Linked DNA regions of Mus musculus: region 2 is linked to region 1. The links are chromatin contacts, found by Hi-C in ENCODE. All regions are on one chromosome and are shown on one strand. Each heading gives the region's core, a stretch centred on a gene start or an enhancer-like site at or near the end of the contact. The rest is flanking DNA. Distances are from core to core; before and after follow the strand shown. Region 1 holds the start of Parp14 (poly (ADP-ribose) polymerase family, member 14). Region 2 holds the start of Wdr5b (WD repeat domain 5B).

Region 1 (4,914 bases), core at 622-3,121:
TAGCACCGGTAAGCAACGGAATGCTATGTAGTTGATTTTGATTTAATTTTTGGTTATTGTGCCTTCAGAAGCCTTTCAGCGTTACCAAGATTTTCTCAAGTCTCACACTGGGTTGTGCGATCGGTCTGATTACCATCTACAGAGAAATGGGACCTATCTGTAAAAAACCGTTAAAATTGCCTAGATACTCCCACCTCCAGCCCCGGTTCACGGCTTTCATTTACAATGCCTAGCTGCTGGCGCCTGGGATGTCCTGGCTGACACCACCAATATCTCCCACATCCCTCTTTGTACCAACATTTGCCCATATCGAGAACTTTTCTGTTTTCAAAAATATTTAACTCCAAGAAACAAAATATCAACTTTCTGAGCCCAAACCCCCATCCCTCACCCGGCTGCTTGACTCCTGGGTCTTCCTGTCCATTCAAAGTTTTGGAAAGATCTGGGAAAAAAAAAATTGCCAGGCGGTGGTGGCACATGCCTTTAATCCCAGCACCACTGGGAGGCAGAGGCAGTTCGAGGCCAGCCTGGTCTACAAAGTGAGTTCCAGGACAGCCAGGGCTATACAGAGAAACCCTGTCTAGAAAAAAAAAAAAAAAAGGGGGGGGGGAGGGGGGAAGCTCTGAGTGCTGCCTCGGCTTCCTTCCTTTTTTTCAGACCTCGGTCCTCTTCAGACTCCCCATCGTCCCTGTTCTCCATCAGATAGTGTTACCAGGGGCCCCGAGGGGGTCACCATACTCTAGCCCTGGACCGGCAAAGCCTGCTTTAATGCGTATCCCAAATATTCGCTCATCACGCGTTAAGGATATACAGATTCCCAGTCTCTTCTTATCCCGGTCACAGTAGGCGCACCTCACTCCTGTTGCTTGGACCACTCCTGGATGAACTGTTCATATCTTTCGGCCAATCTTGTCTCCAAAGGCAGCTTAGAGGCCATCACGTTCTTCCTAGGAGGGGGAATGGGGGAGGCGGGTGTCGGAGCCCCAAGAGCCCTAGACCAGTAGCGGGACCAGAGCCCTCTCCTGAGCACCCAGGTCAGCCTGGCTTTCTCTCACTCCTGTCGAACTCAGCCACCATGCAGCAGCCTAAGTTATTTTGTGTAAGTGAACCACAAAGCCCCAGAGACCCACCATCTAAGGTCATTTCTTAGTAGTTCTTAGGCTCTCGGGTAGCACGTCCCTTGCCCAGAAGTGCTACCTGATCTTTCCATAATTGGGCTGGGAGCCCATGCTCTTCTGCTCCAACACCTGTGTATTTCTCCCTAGAGTTGTCGACCGTCTCCTGTGTCCCCATACCTGTGTCCCTCCGTTGAACACCCAGAAAGCATGGACGCCAGCACGCGTTCCTCAATACTGGGAGTTTGTAAACACAAAGTATGCACAGATGAGAAAACAGAATTCTGAAGCAGGAAAGTCAGGTCAGATGCCCTCGGGTGGTCCCCCAAGTGAGCAGGGAGCATCCTGAGAGGATCGTTTTCCTTCTCTTATACAGCGTGGGTTTTCAGGTATGCAGAAACTATCCTAGTGATGGAGCAGGGCTCAGCTGTAGCTCAGGTGGAGTGCGGGCGGGGCCCAGCTCTGGAGCTGCTAAGGAGGTGGCCTGGAGGCTAGAGCTCGGGTGGAGGATTGACTGGCTTCTGTTGAGAGCAGGAGAACAAAGTGCCTGGGGGTGGGTGGGTGGTAGCTCTGTGTGTGTGTGTGTGTGTGTGTGTGTTGTTGTTGTTGTTGTTGTTGTTGTTGTTGTTGTTGCACTATTCCAATCCTGGGATAGCGAGGTGAAGATAGAAACTAAGGACGGGGAGGGATTTCCAGGAAATGAAAGCGAAAGAAGTTATCTCAATGTTAAAACTCTGAGCAGTTTTGGACGACCCAGCAGTCGCCGCTTCCTAGTTCAGTCAGGATGGCAGCGTCGGGTTCCTTCCCGCTGCTGGTCGAGGGCTCTTGGGGCCCCGACCCCCCAAAGAACTTGATCAACAAGTTGCAAGTGTACTTCCAGAGCCGGAAGAAATCCGGAGGAGGGGAGTGCGAGGTCGTCCCGGAGCCGGGGAACCCAGCACGCTTCCGGGTGCTCTTCTCCCCGGAGGATGGTGAGGGGCGCGAAGGTCGGGGAGGGTCGCCTCGCGCGGGGTTTGGGACCATGGGTGCCAGGTCTAGCCCTCGGCTGCAGCTCGTTCGGTGCGGGAGATCCTGGAGGCAGAATCTGCGTGGCGAGCGCAACCGGGAGTGGCGTTCCCCTTGCTTTCCCAGTCGCTCCCTGAAGCAATCTGTGGACCTTCCCGTGTTCGTTTGTTTGTTGTTTGGTTGTGAGCCTAGCCTTTCACGGCTGAGCCATCTCTCCAGCCCTTGTTTGTTGTTTTAACTGTCCTGTTTTTATTATTCAGGTGGGGCAGGAAAAGAATTAAGAAACGGGAGGAGTCCAGGGTCCGCTAGCACCGCAGGGTTCTTAGGGAGATGAGCTTGAGAAGTGAAAAGCCCTAGAGCTCTTGTGCCTCAGTGGAGGAGGGAGGGACAGGGCAGGGGTGGGTAATGGGTGGTGGTGTCTTGTTCCTACCTCGTCCTTCAGCCCCAAGATGATCTGAGGTGGCTGTAAGCTTGGAACCCAGGTTGGGATAGGGACTGGGGGTGTTCCCTCATCTCTGGAAGGTTCCTGAACAGTTAAGCAGTTGAATGTTCCCCACCTCTATTGGCCTTCTGCAAAGGAGGCCCAGCCTTCATTTCTCGCTCAGGTGGGTGAATGGAAGTCCCAGATCTGTGACTTCTGGAAAGCCACCATGTGTTAATATCAGAGATTTTGCAGACCAGGGTCATCCTCAGAGTGCAGGATGGAGGGAACATTTGGGCCAGAGGAGAGGAAAGGAGGCTGAGGAGACCGGGCAGTGGGCAAGGTAACAGCCCAGCAAAGACCCAAGAAGGAAAAAAAAAAAAAAAAATGAAAACAAGAGAAAGGTGTAACACAGGGTTTCAGGAAGCCTGGGTAGGAGGGCACAAGAGACCTGCTTAGCTCTGATCCCTTCCGGAAAACACAGGTTTGATTTCACAAGGGAGCCCTCAATGGGCAGCTAGCTAGTAAAGTGAGAATCTCATTTTTCACTTTTCCTAGATCAGTGATTCTCAACCTTCCTAATGCTGCAGACCTTTAACACAGTTCCTCAGGTTGAGGTGACCCCAACCACAAAATTATTTTTGTTGCTACTTCATAACTGTAATTTTGCTTACTATTATGAACCAGAACCTAATCCCCAGGAAAAGATCATTAGATCCTAAGGGGTTGTGACCCACAGGTTGAGAACCACAGTAGAGGGGTCCCAGTTTGATTCCAGCTGTCAGTATCCCAGCAGACATGACCCGTATGGAGAGCGCTTTTCTCTAGAATGTCACTGTCCTCAAATGAGGGTCACATGGTAGGGGTGCAGATTACTGGCATCCTGGTCACAGAGAGGTCGGGGTAACTAGACATCTCCAGCTCCACCCTAGACACTGTAGTACAGTGAGTGTCGACTGAATAAGGATTGTGTACCACCAGCCCTCTGACGAGACCCGAACATGCTAAACATTAAAAAAAATCTGTTGTTTATCTAGACCATCAAACCAACAAAACAGAGGGACTGAGAGACTATCTAAGATATTGGTACTATACTGAAATACACAGCACGGAAAAATAATTGTGATAATACAATTCCAGTTTTAGCCTTTACAGCAGACCCCGGGGCTGGCCAGGTGACTCCGCCCTGAAGGGCTGGGCTCACAATGAAATTCACCAGTCGCAGGATCTCTGCTTGGCTTTCTCCCTACAGGGCTCCTAGCCCACAGCCCCCCAGGCTGCTCCAGGCCATCCCTCTGGTTTCACTTGCAACAGAGAAGACTCAAAATCTATTAAAATTTAACCCTGTTGAGGAGGCAGTCTTTAGGGTGACTAGAATGTCTCTCTATTCACTTTCGGTTTCCTACTTGAGGCACTGTTTCCTCAGTAGGAAGTCATCTGGAATTTCCCTGTAGCAGCAGCATTTCTTTCCTGTAGAGAGCACCACCCTCTGGCCCAGAAGGAGCCTGAGCAGGCCTAACTATTCACTCGTGTCTACAATAGCTGGATAGTACTATTGAGCCTCTCAGCATCCCCTTCCCAGCAGAAATTAGCATATAGAGGTAGGAACCGGAAGATCTGACCTTTGTAGGCTTACTGGATTTGTGTACAATAAAGCATGCATGATTTCCTGTGTTTTTTCCCCTTTGAGCCTGCCAGGCAGTTGTTCTGTGAATGAACTACCCTCTCAAACCCTAACTCAAAACACTGTAAGCCCCATTTCAGATGGGCACACTTTATTATGCTTTTTAGTCCCAATTTGGCTCGTTTATTGTGCAAGGGCTTAGGTATCCTTGAAGTAAGGAAACTCATCTTCTTAAAAATAAGTAAGTAAGTAAATAAATAGTATTTTGCTGGGTGGTGGTAACTTACACCTTTATTCCCAGCACTTGGGAGGCAGAAGCAGGCAGATCTCTGAGTTTGAGGCCAGCCTGGTCTACAGAGTGAGTTCCAAGAAAGCCAAGAATGCACAGAGAAACACAGCCTCAAACACACAAACAAACAACAAAAAGATTTACTTTTATTGTATGTGTATGAGTGTTTGCCTGCATATGTCTGTATACCACATGTATAAAGTGTTTGCCGAGGCCAGAAGAGGGCCTCAGATCCTCTGAACTGGAGTTACAGACTGTAGGTCGGTTTTAGATGCTGGCAACCAAAATCTGCATCATCTAGAAGAGCAGCTTGTACTCTTGTTTTTTGTTTGTTTGTTTGTTTGTTTTTTGAGACAGGGTTTCTCTGTGTAGCCCTGGCTGTCCTGGAACTCACTTTGTAGACCAGGCTGGCCTCGAACTCAGAAATCTGCCTGCCTCTGCCTCCCAAGTGCTGGGATTA
Region 2 (4,914 bases), core at 866-3,365, 170 kb before region 1:
GTAGTTTCTGCTGTTAACACTTCACTGACTCTCACACGCCTCCCGAGAGCTAACATGACACGACATTCTAGCCATCAGACACGAGAGCTCTCAGTTAACAGCTGTAACTTTAAAGGTACCACGTGCCACTGTCTGGGAACTTACGGAGACGCACATATGATGGAACGCTGCCTATGGCTTCAGAAATCTAATGGTCCATATGCTGTCTAGCTATATGTACTTTCTGCCTTTGCTTCATTTTAGGTATCAAATGCTTTGATTTTTGTCACTTTCATATTTATCATCAAAAAGCACTGTGTGTGTTGTATGTGTTGGATAGTTTATCATTCATAGAACAAACCGGACCATGATTTATTGTCCCCAACTTGACAGATTAATTTGGCAATTTGATGCCCAATCATATTGAATAACAAAAATATACAAGTGACATGTAAAATGTCTCCAATCCTCTCATTGCCTCCCTAATGTCACTGCCCTTAATGACCTCCCAAACCAGAGGCTACACGTCCCTCCTCCCCTGGGTCATCCTGTTGTGTCACCTTTCCAGATATTCCAAAAACCTTACCCCCCTGGGAAAGCCAGTGAAAGAATGAGGCTCTGTCCAGGGGTGAGCACAGGAGATTCCTAGCAGGCCTCAAGACTAGGATTCACAAGCCCTAAGTCCTAGACCTGTTTTTACAAGGGTCTCACTTTGCAAAGTAAGATGATTCAGACTCAAGGACAGTTTAAGCTTTGCCAGAATCCAGAGAGACCATCCTTTGGATTTTGTGTCTAACTTGGCTTTCCTCATCGCCTGCCAGAGACTTCAGCAGTCACTCGACCACACTTTAATTGTCTTGTCATTTTCTAGTGCTGCTGATGCGATGATGTTTTTTGTAGGGTGACAGGCTGCTGAGATCACCACATCTGTGTGACCTTGCAACCTCTGTACAATCTCTTTAGTCTGAAGATTCCAGATGTAAACCATGTTGTCCTCTGAACCAGACACAACCCACTTTCTACCAGTAACCGAGAAACTGGCAAATAGGCAGTATTTCTCATTCTTATGACCAGTGTATGTCTTCAGGCATCTGCCCCTGCTGTAATCCCACAGTTTAAGAGTATTGTCCAAAGTTGCAGTGAGAATGTATTTACCATTTGGAGAAAATTTTACAAAAGACACTGGAGGGTTGCCTTCATCAGCAAGTGTCCTTAAACACTGGCCTGACGCAGCATCCCAAATTCTACAAAGCCCATCATAGCTCCCGGACACTATCAAGGACCCATTACAATTAAAATTTACGGCAGAAATGGGGTCCGAATGTGCAGACAAAGTCTTGAGGCATTTTCCTGTTTTTACTTCCCATATTTTCACACTCTCATCAAAAGAGCCCGAAACGATGAGGTTGGATGGTGGGTTGAAGTCACAACAGAAGACGAAATCGCTGTGCCCCTTCAGTGTTTTCAGACATTTTCCAGATCTCATATCCCATACCTTTAGAGTCTTATCATCTGAGGCTGAAACTAGACGACTAGAATCTGAAGACCAGGCAACATCTGATATTTCCAGACTGTGACCATAGAGTGTTTTCTTACAATTCCCATCGTATGCTCCCCAAATTATAATTAGTGCATCAGCTGCAGAACTCGCTAGCCATTCGCCATTAGGACTAAATTTAACTGATGATATGGCCGCCGAGTGCCCCGCAAGAGTAAGTCTGAGAGCATAGTTGGGTTTCTGCGGCTCTTCCTCGCGCCGGGGGGCAGAGAGAAGTGACTGTGCTCTCTCTGCTGGCAGATGCTCGGTCGCCATAGATCCGGCTCTATAATTTGCGCGGGCTTCCCGCCCTGAAACTTACAGAAGTTAAAACTTGCGGTTGGAAGGCGGATGGTTTTGATTGTAACATGGGCTCCTCTATAAGGTCCGTTCCCAGTCAGCAACGAAGTTTGAACCACTCCCCGTCTTGCTTTCTTCTATAGCATCACGGATCACAGTGATCCTGGGATCCGTACTCGTGTCAGATGCTGTCAAAGGACTAGGCCGATCCGCGGGGGTTCGGGGCTGCACCTTTCCTCTTCCACGCCCTCCGCAGCTCCAAAATGTCTGGGAACCTCAAGCAACAGATGACGTCACACAAAACAGGATTTATGAGAGGCTCAAGTAGAGCCCAGGACGACGCTAGGTACGCATCCTGCCAGGCTGCGCACGCGCCGAAGGAGACATGCATTTTCTTCCGGTTCTCCAGGACAGGAAGTTGACACTGAACCCGGTTTTTTTCCCTGAGAGAGCTGGGTGCAGGAAAGGGCGCAGCAGGCACTTCATGAAGGCTGTGCATATTGAGGGTACCTCTGTCCACACCCACCCCGACTGAGTTTAGCTGCCAAGATTATAATAATAATAGCTGCCTGTGTGTGTACTTTGCGAATGCAATACCTACCCTCAGGGTCAGGAGTCCCATCATCCTGGAAATGGAGTTACAGATGGTTGTGAGCTGCCTGTAGGTGCTGGAAGGTCCTCTGGAGAACTGCCAATGATCTTAACCACTGAACTACATCTGAAGCCTGGACTACGGTGACTTCTGATATAGAGATTATATCATCAATTCAAAAACTTTCCATTTTTATTAACTCACCTAAAGCACATTGAATAACAAATTTTAGGCTTTATTTCAAGTAAATATATATTTTTCTAATGACTAGAAAACCAAAAGGATATAATGGGTACAACCTAGGAGCTAAACCAGGATGGTGATGGACCTTTAGTTCACTACACACACAAGCACGAGGGACAAAAGATGCGCAGACTTGGTACGTTGGTAGGATTAAGACATGACTTGAACTTTGAAGGGTAAAACGCACTTTTTGATGTGTAGGATACCTTGTGTATAAATAGCATTGGGGACTCCCAAAAAGAAAAGGCTGTAAGTAAAACTGTTTGTCGTTACTCATGGTCTAATATTAACAAACTGTCCTAACAAATTACTAGGATCTGCTTAGCTCTCAGGAAGGAGATTTGGTGACAGTGTTCACCAGGAAATAGTAATCCTAAATGGCAGCAAGCAGAGCAGGATCCTGAGCTCCTAAGCAGTAGCATGTCTTCCTTTAAAAAAAAAAAAAAAAAAGATTTATTTATAATATGTAAGTACACTGTAGCTGTCTTCAGACACTACAGAAGAGGGCATCAGATCTTCTTACAGATGGTTGTGAGCCACCATATGGTTGCTGGGATTTGAACTCCGGGTGCTCTCAACCACTGAGCCATCTCACCAGCCCGCATTTCTTCCTTTTACAACAAGCTACCCTTCGCGTAAGGGGACCTCTAGGTTTTGCTTTGTTCACTGAAAAAAAAAAAAATCAAAAATCTGTTTCTCCTTTAAAAAACCATTTAAAAAAAAAAAAAGAAACATGTGCCAGACTTATATGGTCTTCGAAGATTACTCCTATCTGGACTGTTTTAACTGGTTTCCTCAAAGCAGCTTTTGGGAGTAGAAATCCAGTTCCCAAGCCTCTACCCAATCTGGAAAACCTATTCAGACTAAACAGGAAGGACTGAGCACCGCCTGTAACTGAGTAGCTTTAAAAAGCTGCGCTCCCGCGCGCGCGCGCGCACGCACACACACACACACACATATCGTGCTATCCTTGTAAAACCACATGCTTATAGCTTGCTGCCCACACCACTCCCCCCGAGCCCTGCACTATTTTGTCCTCAACACTGGTCTTTTGTGTTTTATTTCTCCTTACCTACATAGTTCAAATTGTTGAAAGCCAGTGTTCCTTATTACAGTCCCTGTTCTGGACTTCACTGACTTGCTTGGGCTAAGGGAATATGGGTAGAGATGTGTAAACACTCTGCAAACACTGCAATCACAAACGAGCATGTATACTCTGTAATTTTCAAATGTGGGTCAAGTTGGAATTATGGATCAAAAAGCAGAATATTTGCCTAAAATTCTCAAAGCTGCAAATTCGGCTCTCAGCAGCACTCAAGAGTTGCGTGTGGTGGTGCCTACCTATAATTTCACCACTCCGCATTGGAAGCATGGGGGGCCAGTTCAAACTTAACAGCTACAAAGGAGTTAAAGCTAGCCTGGGCTTCATGAGAACCTCACCTAAAAATACTGTCACACACACACACACAAACACACACACACACACACACCCATACGGAGGTGAATAGTAGACAAAAAATCATTCAAGCTTTGTAGTAAATCTATAGAGTCCACAATTTTTGTATTGGATATGAAACAAGAGTTCACAGAAACTGAAGCTGTTTTGATTTAAAGTTCTTTTCACAAAAATACTGGGCCAGTAAACCTCACAAGGAGTGAAACTGTCAGAGTAAAGAATATACCAACTTTTTCTTTTCATTTGTTTTATAAGCCTAGAGGAATAAAAAAAGCATTCTTCTGCAATATATATAATATGTGAAAACCGGAAACCTCAACAGCCTAGCCACTGGGCTCCCACCTCAGGTGGACGTACAGTAACAAAACTTGTATCAAATGCACTGCAGTGTGTGCTACTTGCAGAATAAACCAGCAGCTTTTCCTCTTCCTTACTGCTTTGATGTCACAGACTCCTGGTGTGAAAATGTTTTTCATAAACTTCAGGACCCTCTCTCTATCCTCAACAGTAACTACAAATGAAACACTCTGTTGATACATTTGCTTTTAACAGTTGTCAATTCTGGATTCAGCTGTGCACCCATTACTACCACAGGTGTATACTCCTCATCCACTATTTATTGAAAATTGACCGTGTGCAAAGCATTCATTCACCCACGGCTGGCAGAGTGCATTCAGTACAAAGTATCAATAGCCATTCTAGATCAAGTGTACAAACACTCTGGAGAAAGGGCACAGGATCTATGTTTAAGAGCAGGCTGGGCTAGTGTCACACCCATGGTGCTGATCAGAAGAGCTGTTACTTTGC

Evidence for each region. Hi-C counts contacts between places; a loop is a spot of excess contacts on that map.
Region 2: a map of heart shows a loop between it and region 1 (2.5-fold over the local background). The contact joins the promoter of Wdr5b here to the promoter of Parp14 in region 1. A Hi-C loop is called at or near these places in 5 of 37 maps with a recorded cell type or tissue (gastrocnemius, heart, mature B cell and 1 more).

What each region holds. Positions count from the first base shown.
Region 1 is chr16:35,868,339-35,873,252 of GRCm38, reverse strand. It overlaps Parp14 (poly (ADP-ribose) polymerase family, member 14), which reads left to right and starts at 1,871. Exons shown (of 17, transcript NM_001039530.3): 1 at 1,871-2,086. The coding sequence starts at 1,900.
Region 2 is chr16:36,038,391-36,043,304 of GRCm38, reverse strand. It overlaps Wdr5b (WD repeat domain 5B), which reads right to left and starts at 2,115. Exons shown (of 1, transcript NM_027113.2): 1 at 331-2,115. The coding sequence starts at 1,792. The coding sequence ends at 806.